3 separate regions of the Homo sapiens genome follow, and all the other regions are linked to region 1. Evidence: chromatin contacts called from ENCODE Hi-C or POLR2A ChIA-PET data. All regions are on one chromosome and are shown on one strand. The core of a region is the stretch at or near the end of the contact, and the rest is flanking DNA. Distances in the headings are between cores, read along the strand shown.

Region 1 (4,673 bases), core at 1,530-4,029:
TTTACCTTTCTTTGCAACCCATTGTGGCACATGATTACAGGTTCCTGGGGCCAACTGTATAAAAATATCAACATTTATATAATGCCATGATGGCTACTGTTTCATGCTTGCAATGACATTATGGTTGACGGACCTGGTATTATCACATACTTTAATTTATTCTTTCACCAACCATACACGGAAAATACAGCACAAGCACCACGTTAAACCCAAATAACGATAGCTAATGTTTACCAAATATGCTGGGCACTTCACATATATTAAGTTCAAATAAATCCTCAGAACAGCCATACATGATAATAAGGCCACAGGTAATAAGGCCTATTACTATCCCCATTTTACAGATGAGGAAACTATACCACCAAGGGGTTCAAAATGAACTATGAATAATTCTTCCTCACAGAGCCCCTTACCAAAAAGTCCTCTCATCATTTCAGAGGTACTGAGCATCATTTCAGAGGTAAAGTAGCACCTCTTTGCTCAGTAGCACACAGCTTGGAAGTGGCAGAGCCAAGATTTTAGTCCAGGTAGTCTGATTGCAAGCTTTTAACCACAACTGCATAACAGCACTGAAAGGGCCTTCAGTATAATCTAGCCTAGTCCCCTCATTTTAATGAGGAGGGAATGAGGGACAGAGAAGCCCTCTTTTAAAGATTCCAGCTCTCAGGCTGGGCACAGTGGCTCATGCCTGTAATCCCAGTCCTTTGGGAGGCCAAGGCAGGCGATCACCTGAGGTCGGGAGTTTGAGACCAGCCTGACCAACATGGAGAAACCCCATCTCTACTAAAAATACAAAATTAGCCGGGCATGGTGGCACATGCCTGTAATCCCAGCTACTTGGGAGGCTGAGGCAGGAGAACTGCTTGAACCAGGGAGGCGGAGGTTGCAGTGAGCTGAGATGGCACCATTGCACTCCAGCCTGGGCAACAACAGCAAAACTCCGTCTCAAAAAAAAAAAAAAAGATTCCAACTATTTTCTGAGATCCTCACTTTGGGTGGTATCTATTTAAATAAAGCTTTACCTGAGATCTTGTTTCCTTGCCTTTTAACTTCTAGCCAGTTAAAAGTAACAAAAGAATACCCCTGTGGCCTTATAATAGCAACTGTTGCAAAATCAGAGGCAACAGTGAATGGGGGATAAAATACAGGATTTACCTAGAAACACGTCCACTTCCATCACTTAATAGATACAAGATTCTTAGGCAATGACTGGGTGTGGTGGCTCACGCATGTAATCCTAGCACTTTGGGAGGCCGAGGCAGGTATATCACTTGAGGCCAGGAGTTCGAGACCAGCCAGGCCAACATGGTGAAACCTTGTCTCTACTAAAACTACAAAAATTAGTGGACGAGGTGGTGAACATCTGTAGTCCCAGCTACTCGGGAGGCTGAGGCAGGAGAATCGCTTGAACACACGAGGCGGAGGTTGCAGTGAGCTGAGATCGCGCCACTGCACTCCAGCCTGGGCAACAGACTAAGACTCTGTCTCAAAAAAAAAAAAAAAAAAAAGGATTCTTAAGCAGGTCCTTCCCTTTACTTTTCTGAACCTCAGTTTCCTCATCGGCAAAATGAGGATGACATCACCAGGCACCTGGCAAAGTCTACATAAAGATTAAATGAAATAATATGCCTGGTAAAGTGCTTCTTAATCATATGCTTGTAAATAGTTATTACTGCTTTAAGCACTTCCCAAAGGACACAAAGATGCCTTTTTTCTTCTGGAAGGGTCAACGAAGCCCAGGTAGAAAATGAGACCATGACCCCAGCTATCTACAAGGGGTTGACCTCAAAGAGTTTCCCAGGACTACTTGTAGAAGTACCTCCCTTGCTCTGAGCAGAATGGAGAAGTAAAACCGGGGTTGGGGGTTGGCATTGCAGTAGGACTACCCATATGAGCTGGCACTCTACACACCTACACCTTACCTGTCCCAAAGTCATCTCCTCCTGGAAGTCTTGCCCTCCTACCCTGGACGCCTCATAATAGCTGGTTGAGCACTTACTATGTGCCAAGCTACTTGACATACCCAGTCTCACTGATTTCCACAGTAGTCTATTACCTCATTTCACAGATAAGGAAAAGAAGACTCAGAGAAATTAACTTGCCCAGGGCCACACAGTTACTAAGTGGAAATGCCACGTCTCTAACTCGCTCAGACTTCAAACTGCCCTCTTGGTCTCCCATCTAGGGTGCCCTAAGAATTCTCCCTCTCCCCATTTAGGGCACTTTCACATACACTTCTCATTATCTTTACCACTCTGAGCAGCAATGTTAGGACCCCATTGAATAAACAGGTCAGCTAAGGCCAGGGAGGTGAAAAGACTTGCCCAAGGTCACACAGCAAGCCCAGCACAGCGCCGAGGTTCGGACCCCAGGCTCTCGCTTCCCCGCCCTCCTCCCAAACTGGGGCCCTGACCACCGCCTCAGGGCCCCCAGGTGGGCTGCGACCCAAGGTGGCCGTGTCTGGGGGTCGGGCCGCGACCCTGCCAGGGGAAGGAGGGGCAAGGCCGTCCGGACTACCAAAGGATGCCTAGGAGGCAGGGCAGAGGATGCTCCGGCTCGCGGGACAGCAAAGCCAGGCAGAGGCGCGGGCGCAGGTCGCAGGGAAAACCCCAGGCGGCCACAGGATTAGCCCTGCTCGGTGGGCGCCCGGCCCCTCCGACTCACCTGAGGCCCGAGCCGAAAGCGGGCGGCGGCGGCGGCGGCGGCGGCGGCGGCGGCGGCGGGGGCGGCGAACCCCTGGCTCAGCCATTCCCCGCTGCCCCGGATGGGGAGAGACAGTGGCCGCTCACTTCCTTAGCAACCTGGCTCGGCGACCCACTTCCTTAGCAACCGGTGTCAATTTCAATAACTTTATTGGCACACGAGCAGAGGACAGGGAAAGCCGGCTGGAGGGGTCTGGGCGGGGCTCAGGTCGGTGCTGGTGTTTAGCGGGGGCCCAACACACCTCGGTCTCCTCACCCACCTAAGCGGGGAGAGTGGCGCACAACGTGGCCTGACTCCATCCTCTGGTATCTCGTGCCTCAGTTTCCCATCTGTAAATGGAACACACGCGATTTCAGCCGCCGTTCAACCTTTCTAAAAGCTTTCACATCCATTATCTGACTGGTGTCTCAAACTGCTACTGAGGTAACTCCCATTTAGGGTGCCCCCAGTGACTCAATACGAACACCTATAGGCACCCTTGTTGTAGCTTTCCTGTCCTTCACCCAATCCAGTCAGTCACAACCGCCCCAGGCAAGGCCAGGCCACGCTCATCTCTAGCCTGCCTGAAATATCTGGTCTGTTTCCATTCTTTTGTCCAGCTCTGTCCGAACAATCCATTTTCCATAAGGTGGCCAGAGTAATTATTTAAAACAGATCATGCGGCCAGGTGCGGTGGCTCCCGCTGTAATCCCAGCACTTTGGGAGGCTGAGGCAGGTGAATCACCTGAGGTCAGGAGTTCGAGACCAGCTTGGCCAACATGGCGAAACCCCGTCTCTAATAAAAATACAAAAAATTAGCCGGGCGTGGTGGCGCATGCCTGTAGTCCCAGCTACTCGGGAGGCTGAGGCAGGAGAATCGCTTGAACCCGGGAGGCAGGGGTTGCAGTGAGAGAGATGGCACCACTGCACTCCAGCCTGGGCGACAACAGCGAAACTCCGTCTCAGATATAAAGATTAAAATAAATAAATAAATAAATAAATAAATAAAACAGATCATGCCACTTTCTGATTAATACTCGATTTAATGGAGTCTCATTGCTCTTAGAATCAAATATGAAGTCCTTATTACTTCCTGCAAAATTCGTTAAAACTCTATTCCAACCACACTGGCCTAGAAGGGCAGGTTCCAACCCCCATGGAACTTACACCTGCTGTTCCCCACTAAATAGAAACTGCATAAGAGCAGTCTTTTATTTGTTCACTCTTGTATCCACCATGCCTGGAACCAAGCTTAGTCAATAGTAGTTGCTGAACAAATATGTTTTGCTCCTTGAATAAATGAATACCTGAGATGGTCTTCTTCATCTGCCTACAACTACTTTTTGCCTGTTGTGGCAGATATTGCTACTTCCTCTCAAAAACGTTATTTCTTCCTGCTCCTGGACACACAACTAGACAGTATTTCCCAGCCTTCCTTACAGTTCAGACCAAGTTCTGGCCAATTAAATGTGATGTGTGCTATTCTCAGGCCTGGCCCATTAAAACTCCCACATAATTTGATTTACACTTTCTCTACAGTGAAGAAGTTTATTTTTAAATAAAATAATAAAGGAAATACCAAAAGAGACTGCACCCAGCCTCTTTTGGTATTTCCTGAAGCTAATAATTGCCTCATTTTTTCCCCCCTTTCATTAGCTTTCTTTGCAGATATTGTTAATTTTTTCCTATGTGGTTAATAAATTAGACAAAATAATCAGCAGTGATTTTTCCAGATGTGTAACATAACAATTCGGCTAGGCATGGTGGCTCATGCCCATAATCCCAGCACCTTGGGAGGCTGAGGCAGGCAGATCACCCTGAGGTCAGGAGTTCAAGACCAGCCTGGCCAACATGGAGAAACCACGTCTCTACTAAAAATACAAAAATCAGCCAGGAGTGGTGGCAGGCACCTGTAATCCCCACTACTTTGGAGGCTGAGGCAGGAGAATTGCTTGAACCTAGGAGGTGGAGGTTGCAGTGACCCGAAATAA
Region 2 (4,788 bases), core at 693-3,192, 600 kb after region 1:
TTAATTGCCTTTATCCAGATAGCACTTCCATTTCACAAATGAGACAACTGATACTTGGAGGAGAGCAGGAGAGCAGCAGCGGAGAGAGAGCAGAACTAAGACCAGCCAGTCAAGGGAGACAGAGGGAGACGAGCATCAGCTCCCTGACAGGGAAGAGTTTTCCAACGGGGCTGTCCGAAGATGAAATGTCCCACCCAGGAAGGAGGGAGCTCTCCATAAGTGCATAAGGAGAGAATGCCCTCGAGATGACTACCAACTCCCATGGGTGTGGACCATCAGAATGAAACAGACCCACTGTGGGACTTCAGCACTCCACCCTTCTGAACCCTGTCTGTGAAATGGGGGTGTTCGTGGTGAGCTTGAGTATTACATGGAAGGTTGGATGGGCATGCTGTAAGGTCCCTGGAGTCTCCGACTCTGTTCCAAGGGTGAGTATTGGTTTTTCTCACCCTGGACACTGGGAGAAGAATGGAGGGCTGTGGCCATCTACTTACGAAAGAATAGGGAGTCACCAGGGTTGAAATGAGAGAGTTGAGATGACGGGAGGCATCGGAATCCCAGGGGATGAGCCTATATGAGCACATAGCAGCCACCCAGGAACAGTTAAATGTTTGGACTCTGGAGACAGACTGCCTGTATTCAAATCCCAACTCTACCACTTGTGGCCTCTGTGACCTTGGGAGGGTGATTTATCCTCTCTGCCTCTGTTTCCTCATCTGTAAGCTGGAGAGTAATAACAGCATGTACTCGGTGGGATTATTGTGAGGATTAAGCAAATTCTTTACACACGAAGCACTTAGCACCATGCCTGGTACTTAGTAAACATCAGCTGTTTTATCTCCATCGGTTCCAGGGAAGGAGGTTATGAGCCCCCAAATGAGCATCTCTGCCCCCAGTAAATGCTTTTCTGAATTCTCTCTCTTTGCCCCCAAGCCCATCACCCTGGTTCTGAGCCAGAGAGATGGAGAGCCCACACTCGCACTGCTAGGCCTGATAGCTTTCTCGATTCCCCAGCGGAGGTGTTATCTCCTCCCGGCACAACCGCTTCCTTTTCTGAGAAATGCAAGTGCATCTGTCAGGCACAGCTTCTTAGAACTAATGGTGGGGGAGGAGGTGGAGGAGGAGAGGCTGGCAGCTGAATTGAACAGGTCAGAGTTGGAGGAAGATAAACATGAAGTTTGTTGTGAGGATACCACCAAATATTCCCTATAGCCCAGATGGCTTGAGCCCTCTATGACACCCCCTGATCTCACCACTACTGCTAGGGAGGTCAAGGCAGGAGAAACTGAGGCTCAGAAGCCAAAAGGCTTGCTGTGGCACCCACCCATACCTGGGCCGGCTGGACTGAGGTGTTGACCCCAACACAGTCTTGCCACCCCTCTCTTTGCCCTGCCTCCACTGAGCTGCTTCTCCAAGTTGCCCACCTCCAGGCCTATGTTTCCGTGGGGGAGAGGAGAAAGGCCATGTTCTTCTCACATCTCGGGAGCCAACAGCTCCCCTGGGAAAACCAGAGGAAGTGGATTCCAACCACAAACCTCACTTCTTCCGAGTCTCCGCCTGCAACTCCCTGCCAAAAGAGTGATAAGGCCTCTCCGTTTGCCCTACCCCCTTCCTACCATCTCCCAGCGATCTTCTAGCAAGGCCATGTTTGTCTATTCAGCACACATTTATCAGCCTCTCCCTCAGGGAAACTGAGGCCAGGAGCATAAGGTGACTCTGCAGGTGACTCACAGCCTGCCAATGCAGGGATGTGAGAAGGACAGAACAAGGTACAGTTCTGGTGTCCCTGGCACTTTTCCTGGCTGCTAGTAGCCTCTTCCTCTTCTCCACCTACCTCTTTCCTGAAATAACCAAGCAGGAAGGAAGCAATGGGCCTGGGCCCTCCAGAGTCACCCAAGAGGAAGGAAGGGTTCGTCTGGCACAGGCATGCTTGTTCCTCACTGAAGCCAGGACGGAAGGGTTTCACTTTCCCTCCTGGTCTTCGTCACATCCTTTTCCTGTGGCACCAGTTCCCCTCAGCTGGCAGGAGCCAGTGCTTATTCATTCAGCTGATGGCCTCAGGCTACTTTACCCTCCTTGACAGACCCAGGGCCATGGCCCTGGCTCAGAATATGGGGTTTGCTGCCAAACATACTGGGGCTTAAAAATGGCTTCCCTTTTTTTTTTTTTTTTTTTGAGACGGGGTCTCATTCTGTCGCCCTGGCTGGAGTGCAGTGGTGCTGTCACAGCTCACTGCAGTTTCAACCTCCCAGCCTCAAGCAATTCTCCCACTTCAGTCTCCTGAGTAGCTGGGACTATAGGTGCATGCCAACACACTCAGCTAAATTTCTAAGATTTTTCTTATAGAGATGGGGGTCCCACCATATTGCCCTGGCTGGTCTCGAACTCCTGAGCTCAAACAGTCTGCCCACCTTGAACTCTCAAAGATGCTGGGATTACAGGTGTGAGCCATCACAGCTAGCTGCCACTTATCCACTTTAGCTAGGTCTCAGTATCTCTGAGCCTCAGGTTACCTGGACTTAGAATGAAGGCCTTCCTCAGCCACAGAAGTACATGGACCTGGCCCATGATTGTCCTTTAGAAACTGAGCAGAGTACTGCATCAACGTTAGGAGTAAAGGCACTGAACCAGATTGCTGGTGTAGGCATCCCAGTTAGGTCACCAGCTCACTACATGGCCTTGAGCAATTCACAGATCATCTGTGGGCCACATATCCATCAGCTATATGGGTTAATGGTAGTACCCACTGACAGAGTGTAGAGACAACTAATGAACTAATCTACAAAAAAACCAAGAAGAGTACCTTACAGAGTATGTGCTCAGGAAGTGTGCGCTGCTGCTGAAGTCACTAAGGAAGTCAGGTTTTCTGTGGGTAGAGATAGCAGGGTCTAAGATGGCAAGATTGGACATCAGAATGAGTGTGAATGAAGTACTATCTTGGATAGATTAAAAGAAAAAGAATGGTGTGAGGCCAGAACTCAGACAGATCCTACTCTTGCCACTTCCTAGATAGGGATCTTGGGTAAATTCTGGAGCCTCCATTTTCACATATGTAAAATGGGGCTATTGATAAATGTTATGAGGATCAAATGAAAGCATTCATTTGTTCTTCTAAAATAGATTTATTTAGAATGGCATCTGCTGTGTTCCAAGTATAGCACACCAGGTTCTAGAGATACAGGTGACAGAGCCACACACAGTCAAGTGGGGGAGACAGGACAAAAAATAATCTCTCAAGTGAATATGATGATTGTACATGTAATTGGGAAATATGGCCTAGTGTGCATAGACTGCTTTATAGCTCAGTGCCCAGCACAGGTGAAACACTGAAATGTTTGGTAATGGTCAGCTGTCATAATAATAGTTTTTTGTTTCTTTGCTTTTATCTTTTGTTTTTTTGAGACAGGGTCTCACTCTGTTGCCCAGGCTGGAGTACAGTGGCCCCAAACATGATTCAATGCAGCCCTGACCTCCCAGGCTCAAAGATCCTCCTCAGCATCCTGAGTTGCTGAGACCATAGATGCATACCACCACACCCAGCTAATTTTTTTTTTTTTTTTAATTTTTTTGTAGAGACAGGGTCCTCCTGTGTTGCCCAGGCTGGTCTCAGACTCCTGGGCTCAAGCAATCCTCCTGCCTCAGCTCCTAAAGTATTTTATTACTGTTAACAAGTAAGGGCTGGGTGCGGTGGCTCATGTCTTTAATCCTAGCACTTTGGGAGGCCAAGGAAGGTGGATCACCTGAGGTCAGGAGTTCCAGACCAGCCTGGCCAACATAGTGGAACCCCACCTCTACTAAAATTACAAAAAATTAGCCAGGTGTGGTGGCGGGTGCCTGTAATCCCAGGCAACTTGGGAGACTAAGGCAGAAGAATTGCTTGAACCTGGGAGGCTGAGGTTGCAGTGAGCCAAGATCATGCCACTGCACTCCAGCCTGGGCAACAGAGTGAGAGGCTATCTCAAAAAAAAAAAAAAAAAAAAAGCAAGGACACCATGGACCAGAGAGGTGAAGTAACCTGCTCAAAGTCACACTACTTGGAAGAAGTGGGAAGGGTGGGCACAGTTGCTCATGCCTATAATCCCAGTACTTTGGAAGACCAAGGTAGGAGGATGAGGCCAGGAGTTTGAAACCACCCTGGGCAATGTAGTGAGACTCCATCTCTCCAAAAATTTACAAGAAAAAAAAAAAGAAGGAAATGTGGGCAGTGAAGCCAGGATGGGAACTAAAAGATCAGATTCAAGTAGGGACTATACTTCAGCCTCTGGCTGGTCCTCTGGCACTTGGGCCCCTTTCCTCAGGGCATCATGCCAACCTTTTCACCTGACTTCTACAGGGTCACAGGCACCTACAAGGTGACCTGCATCGTTCAGTTGGCTGCCTCTGGGCAGAGATCTAGCTGAAGTCAGTCTGTGCCTGTCTGAGTAGGTCCTGGGCCAGACTTGGTCCCTGCCTGCACTGAGCCCCCAGACTGTTGGGGGAAACCAGGCACACAGAGGCCATCAACCCAGGAACACCCCTCCTCTCCCTCCCACCTCAGGGCCTTTGCACTTATTACCTCTGCTAAAACAGGCTTTTTTTTTTTTTTGAGACAGGGTTTTGCTCTTGTTGCCCAGACTGGAGTACAATAATGTGATCTTGGCTCACTGCAACCTCCATCTCCTGGGTTCAAGCAGTCCTCCTGCCTCAGCCTCCCAGGTAGCTGGGATTACAGATGCCTGCCACCACACCCAGCTAATTTTGTATTTTTGGTAGAGACAGGGTTTCACCATGTTGGTCAGGCTGGTCTTG
Region 3 (4,387 bases), core at 1,872-4,371, 670 kb after region 1:
GAGTACGCGAGGGGGAACCCGCTCAGACCCCGTGGGTGGGCTTGCAGGCGGGGGCCCACACGTGAGAGTGCGTGCGTGCACACGTGTGCCTCCGAGGACACTCCAAGGACTCACAGGCGACAATAATAATTTATAACTATGAAACATTCTGTGCCAAGCACTGTGCTAAACGTTTTACACACTTACTTTATTTCATTTATTCTGTACTACATTCCGTGAGGTTAGTACTGTAATACAGCAGCCGGTGGGGAGGAGGTAGCAAAGAACATAATTCGCCTGCAAGTACTGGGTTCTTCGATAAAATCCATAAACTGTGGAGGGGGTGTACCTGGCTTAATGTTAGTGCTCAAATCATAATCTTTCATTTGATTTTTTGTTCATCCCCTCTCTGAGCTTGTTCCTTCTGCTGTAAAACTGGGATCACAGTCTTGCCTTTAGCCCCACAGGGATCCATGAAATCGTTTTTGTAAAGGGTTCAGTTGAGCAGAGCCAGGCTTCTGGTGCTAAGGGCTATTGATTTTATTCTATTGTTTATTGACAAAATATATTAATAGCCCTTACCTGTCTGGGACAAGTTCTTTGTCATTCCTGGGACTCAGTTTCTCCATATGTAATACAGGGGGGTTTACCTGGCAGCAATCCTTGAGGGTTGGTGCCCCCAGGACCTAACGATAGCCCAGGGAGTTGCCACGTGAACTTTTGAGGAAGGGTTTGCCCAAACACAGCTGTCCCCACCTTCACTCCAGACCCGCAGAGGCCCAGGAATGCCAACCAATCTATAGAACAGTTATACACACAGAAACCCACAGTGTGGTTCTGTGGCCCCCAGACACACAAACCCATCCATCATGCCAGACCCATGCAGAGATGCCTACAATGCATTTAGGCAGAACACACAAGCCCAAACAGCTGGAGGTTCCACACTTATCTGCAGAACACATGTGCTCTCATTTGCCCTTCTGCACACACCCCCAAGCATACTCCTACTTACACCCCCTCCCCCAAGCCTATATGTGAACAGTTGGCCCATCCCCACTGTGGGAGTAGTGGGGGAAGATCAGCTTACTCCTGTTACATACACAGGCGTAGACACTCATACATGCTCCCCTGAGTAGAAATCCACATACATGTCCAGGAAGATTCTTAGACCCTTGCCAATGACATATTTTTCCTGCTCAGGAGCTGGGTAATGAGACTCGTCCACTCCTCAGATCCTACGCAGGAGCCCCGGGGTTGGTGGGGGAGATTTGTTTGAACTGCCGACAGAGCCAGGCCAGAGTGAGGAGGCCGAGTCTGGACCCAGAGCAGGTGTCTCGGCAGCTGTGCCCAGCCTGGCCCTGCCAACTTGCTCACCCACTTGGATGAGCCAGGAGCCCCAGGGCTGCCTGCTGGAACCCAGAGGTAGGCTGTTGGGGGAGGCACCTCCAACTGGGGAATGGGGTGATAGAATCACTGCCTCTCACAAGCTATGGCCCTAAGCAAGTCCCTTTCCACTGGGTCTCACTTTATCCACATCTTGGCAAGGAAGTGGGTGGTCCAGCGGCCAGGTTCTCCAACTTAAATGGCTTGCTCAATACTCCCAATACAGAGGGGGCCCTGGCAGGTTCATCTGCATTTTAACAACCTCCCCAGGTGATCTAGATGGCCCAATGATCACTGTGAGAAACCCCAGAGGTCTGGAGTATTTAGTTTTATAACACTGGGGAGCAGGGAAATGGGCAGGGATGGTGGGGGAAGAATAGACTTTAAAGACACCGGAAACACTCATTCAGGCCGGTAAGAGCAACAATCCAGATGTAGCCCTCCAATTCTCCTCCCAGAACCAGCTGTGAAGAGGGTCAGGGGTCAACCCCCAGCCCAGGCCCCTCCCCTCAACCCAAGAAGTCACTACAACTTTACCACCATCTAAATTATTTGTTTAATAACAAAAAAACAGCCCCACAGAACTATTGTAAAACAATATTTTCAGTCGGTGATCATTGTAATATACAATACAAAGCAATTTCCTCAGAAATCTGAGAAGCACCAAACGTGACCATTTTTTAAAATGTCTGCTTTTCAAAAAATAGAAACACACGAGTGGAATCCCACCCCCTAAAGTCTCTGGTGACTAGTAGGTGTGCAGAGAGGAGCGCCCTCTCCTCGCCAGTGCCTCAGCCTCAGCCCCAGGCTGGATGCAGTTAAGGGCGCAGTGGCCGCCGATCGGTCTTGTTCTCCCTCAGATCCGGCGAGGCGCGTTGGGGGAGACCCACAGAGCACGTAATTCCTCTTGCCCCCTGGATGGCTGGGGTCCGCCGGTCCCTGGGGGAGGCGCTTCAGCGACACAAGATGCGATCGTCCGCAGGAACGCATGCCGCCTGTGAAAACGAGAAGAAATGAGACCGGCGGGTTGGAAGGGACGCCGCTCCGAGCGCAGCGAACGCCCCCTTCCCCAGGAAGCACGACGGGGGAGCGCTTTTTCCAGGCTCCTTAGGCACCCCCGCATAGCCAGGTACCCGCAAGGATGGGACGGAAGTGGTGCAAGCGCCCACGCCCTCTCTGGCCTCCGTTTCCCCGTCGGTATAAGGATGATCTAGTGGTCGGATCTGGATCTCACCTCGGCCGTCAGGGCGCTGATCTCGCCGTTGAGGGTGCTGAGCGGAGCCCGGACCGGCAGCCCTCGGCCCCCGGGGGTTCCAACTTCGGATTCCGAGTTCAGCTCCAACTGAAGGTCCCTGATGTAGTCGATGACGTGCTGGAGAATCTCCACCTTGCTCACCTTGCGGTTCTGGGGCAGGGTGGGCACCAGCTCCTTGAGGCGTGAGTAACAGCCGTTCATGTCGTAGAGCAGCACGTTTACCTGCTGCTCGTCCAGCAGGGCAGGCAGGCGCGCCCCGGCGCCCCCGGCGCAGCGCGAGATGGCCACGCTCTGCTCAGACAGACAGCGCACCACCTCGCCCGCACCGCTCGCTGTCTTGCCGGCCTTCAGCGCGCAGCTGGGGCCCGCGGCGGCGGTGGCGGTGCTGCCACTGGCGACTTTCATGATTCTTGGCGACTGGCTGAAACAGAATGGGCAAAGCGAAAAAAATGAGGTGGAAGCCCGAAGCAGATACGGAAAATGGAACAGTTAAGAACGTGGAATGAGAGTGCGGAGCCACAGCTTGTCTTTTATAAACACGCCACGGCCCCCGGAGGGGCGGGCTCAGAACGTTCAAAAGCAGCCAATGGGCGGCATGGGGGCGTGACCCGCGCTCCTAGGTCCAGCCTCCTGCTCGTCTAGTGCCTGCTCGCAGTGTGGAAAGACGACCCGGGTTTCAGAACAGCAAGGGTGGGTCGGTGGCAGGGCACCGGGCAGGGCAGCGGGTAGAGGCGAGGGCCGCACTGGGCTCCTCTGGAAGGAGGCAAGGAAGCTAAGCAGGCATTGCCTTATAATGAAAAGACCTCAGGAATCAGTTTTTCCCATATTCACTTTCTCACTTCTCCAGCTCCATTTCACAGATGAGAGAAATTGAGGCCCGAACGGAGAAGCGGCTGGCTCTGGATAGCCCAGAGAGCCTGGGTTTCCGGACCCTCTTGGAAGATGCTTCTCGGACCCTGATCTACAAATATCAGGACCGAAATTTAAAGCGGGCGCTCCTTTACATCTGCTCCCCTGGGCTTTCTCAATTCCTAAATAATGTTGCTGTTCGTGTTCCTGAGACCCGGAGGGCCTACCCAGATCCCTCCCGGGTGGGAGCAATTAATTCGGGAAAGTCTAGTAAGTTTGGGGCTGGGTGGCTGGGAAGTGAACTAGATAGAGCGCAGTGGAGTGAGGCTGCATTCGATTCCACCTTGAATTTGCAGCTCCTTGCAAAAATTTCCTGAACCTGCAACAGTTCGTGATTTTTTAATGTTTTTTCCCATTTTTGGCTGCTTTTTAAATTTTCTTCTCAAAGACCTCAGAGCAGGGTCTCCCTCCCACGGCGCGGCAGCTGCGGAGCTACAGTCTCCCCCCTCCCTTCCCGGGCCGGTCTGTGTCAGCGTCTGAACCAGCGGCTCAGACCGTTAGACGCCAGGCCTGTGACGTCACCCATTCATAAAACCCGGACGGACTGTCAGGCTGGCGCCGCGCGGGCGGTCGCCATGGAGACGACAAACTGGTCTAGCTAGTTCCCGTGCTCCCCCCAGCCCGTCACCTGCAGACCCCGGGCGGGAGGCCTGGGAATGCGTTTCTTGCGGGCGCGGTCGCTGAGCAAGGGTCACCTTACCTCCCCGCCCCACACCTGCGAGTCTCCCAACCCAGACCCACAGCTTGGGCCGCTTGGGGTTTCTTCACCGCTCCCCCCACCTCTCCGCCCCAGCTACCCCTTCCAGCGTGGGGAAAAAGGCCTGAGTTCTCTTTCCAGCTCTGCAGCTGAGTGAATTCAGG

Evidence for each region. Hi-C counts contacts between places; a loop is a spot of excess contacts on that map. ChIA-PET counts read pairs that join two places held with the same protein, here RNA polymerase II (POLR2A). Pooled maps may share reads with other maps.
Region 2: a loop to region 1 is called in a pooled map, with 9 times the contacts of the local background. The contact joins the promoter of BCL2L1-AS1 here to the promoter of KIF3B in region 1. A Hi-C loop is called at or near these places in 4 of 50 pooled maps. POLR2A ChIA-PET finds 5 or more read pairs at or near these places in 2 of 52 experiments (WTC11 and activated CD4-positive, alpha-beta T cell).
Region 3: a pooled map shows a loop between it and region 1 (2.9-fold over the local background). The contact joins the promoter of ID1 here to the promoter of KIF3B in region 1. A Hi-C loop is called at or near these places in 2 of 50 pooled maps. POLR2A ChIA-PET finds 5 or more read pairs at or near these places in 2 of 52 experiments (H1 and activated T-cell).

What each region holds. Positions count from the first base shown.
Region 1 is chr20:32,275,757-32,280,429 of GRCh38, reverse strand. KIF3B (kinesin family member 3B) reads right to left here and starts at 2,779. Exons shown (of 9, transcript NM_004798.4): 1 at 2,665-2,779. It overlaps LOC124904885 (a long non-coding RNA gene), which reads left to right and starts at 2,887. Exons shown (of 2, transcript XR_007067561.1): 1 at 2,887-3,126. RefSeq lists silencers at 2,404-2,583, 2,604-2,763 and enhancers at 2,417-2,927, 2,974-3,023.
Region 2 is chr20:31,672,262-31,677,049 of GRCh38, reverse strand. BCL2L1-AS1 (BCL2L1 antisense RNA 1) reads right to left here and starts at 1,942. Exons shown (of 4, transcript NR_187576.1): 1 at 1,835-1,942. The region is part of intron 2 of BCL2L1 (BCL2 like 1); the gene reads left to right. LOC124904883 (a long non-coding RNA gene) reads right to left here. Exons shown (of 3, transcript XR_007067559.1): 3 at 2,803-2,866. RefSeq lists a cis regulatory region at 1,022-1,039 and enhancers at 959-1,103, 1,340-1,439, 1,410-1,704, 2,037-2,086, 2,107-2,156 and 1 more.
Region 3 is chr20:31,604,023-31,608,409 of GRCh38, reverse strand. It overlaps ID1 (inhibitor of DNA binding 1), which reads right to left and starts at 3,121. Exons shown (of 2, transcript NM_002165.4): 1 at 2,597-3,121; 2 at 1,900-2,357. The coding sequence starts at 3,022. The coding sequence ends at 2,316. LOC105372588 (a long non-coding RNA gene) reads left to right here and starts at 3,215. Exons shown (of 2, transcript XR_936669.2): 1 at 3,215-3,307; 2 at 3,465-3,719. MIR3193 (microRNA 3193) reads right to left here and starts at 1,224; the gene lies at 1,170-1,224. RefSeq lists a cis regulatory region at 1-8, a silencer at 1,070-1,364 and enhancers at 1,389-1,967, 2,014-2,683, 2,684-3,354, 3,744-3,923, 3,659-4,387.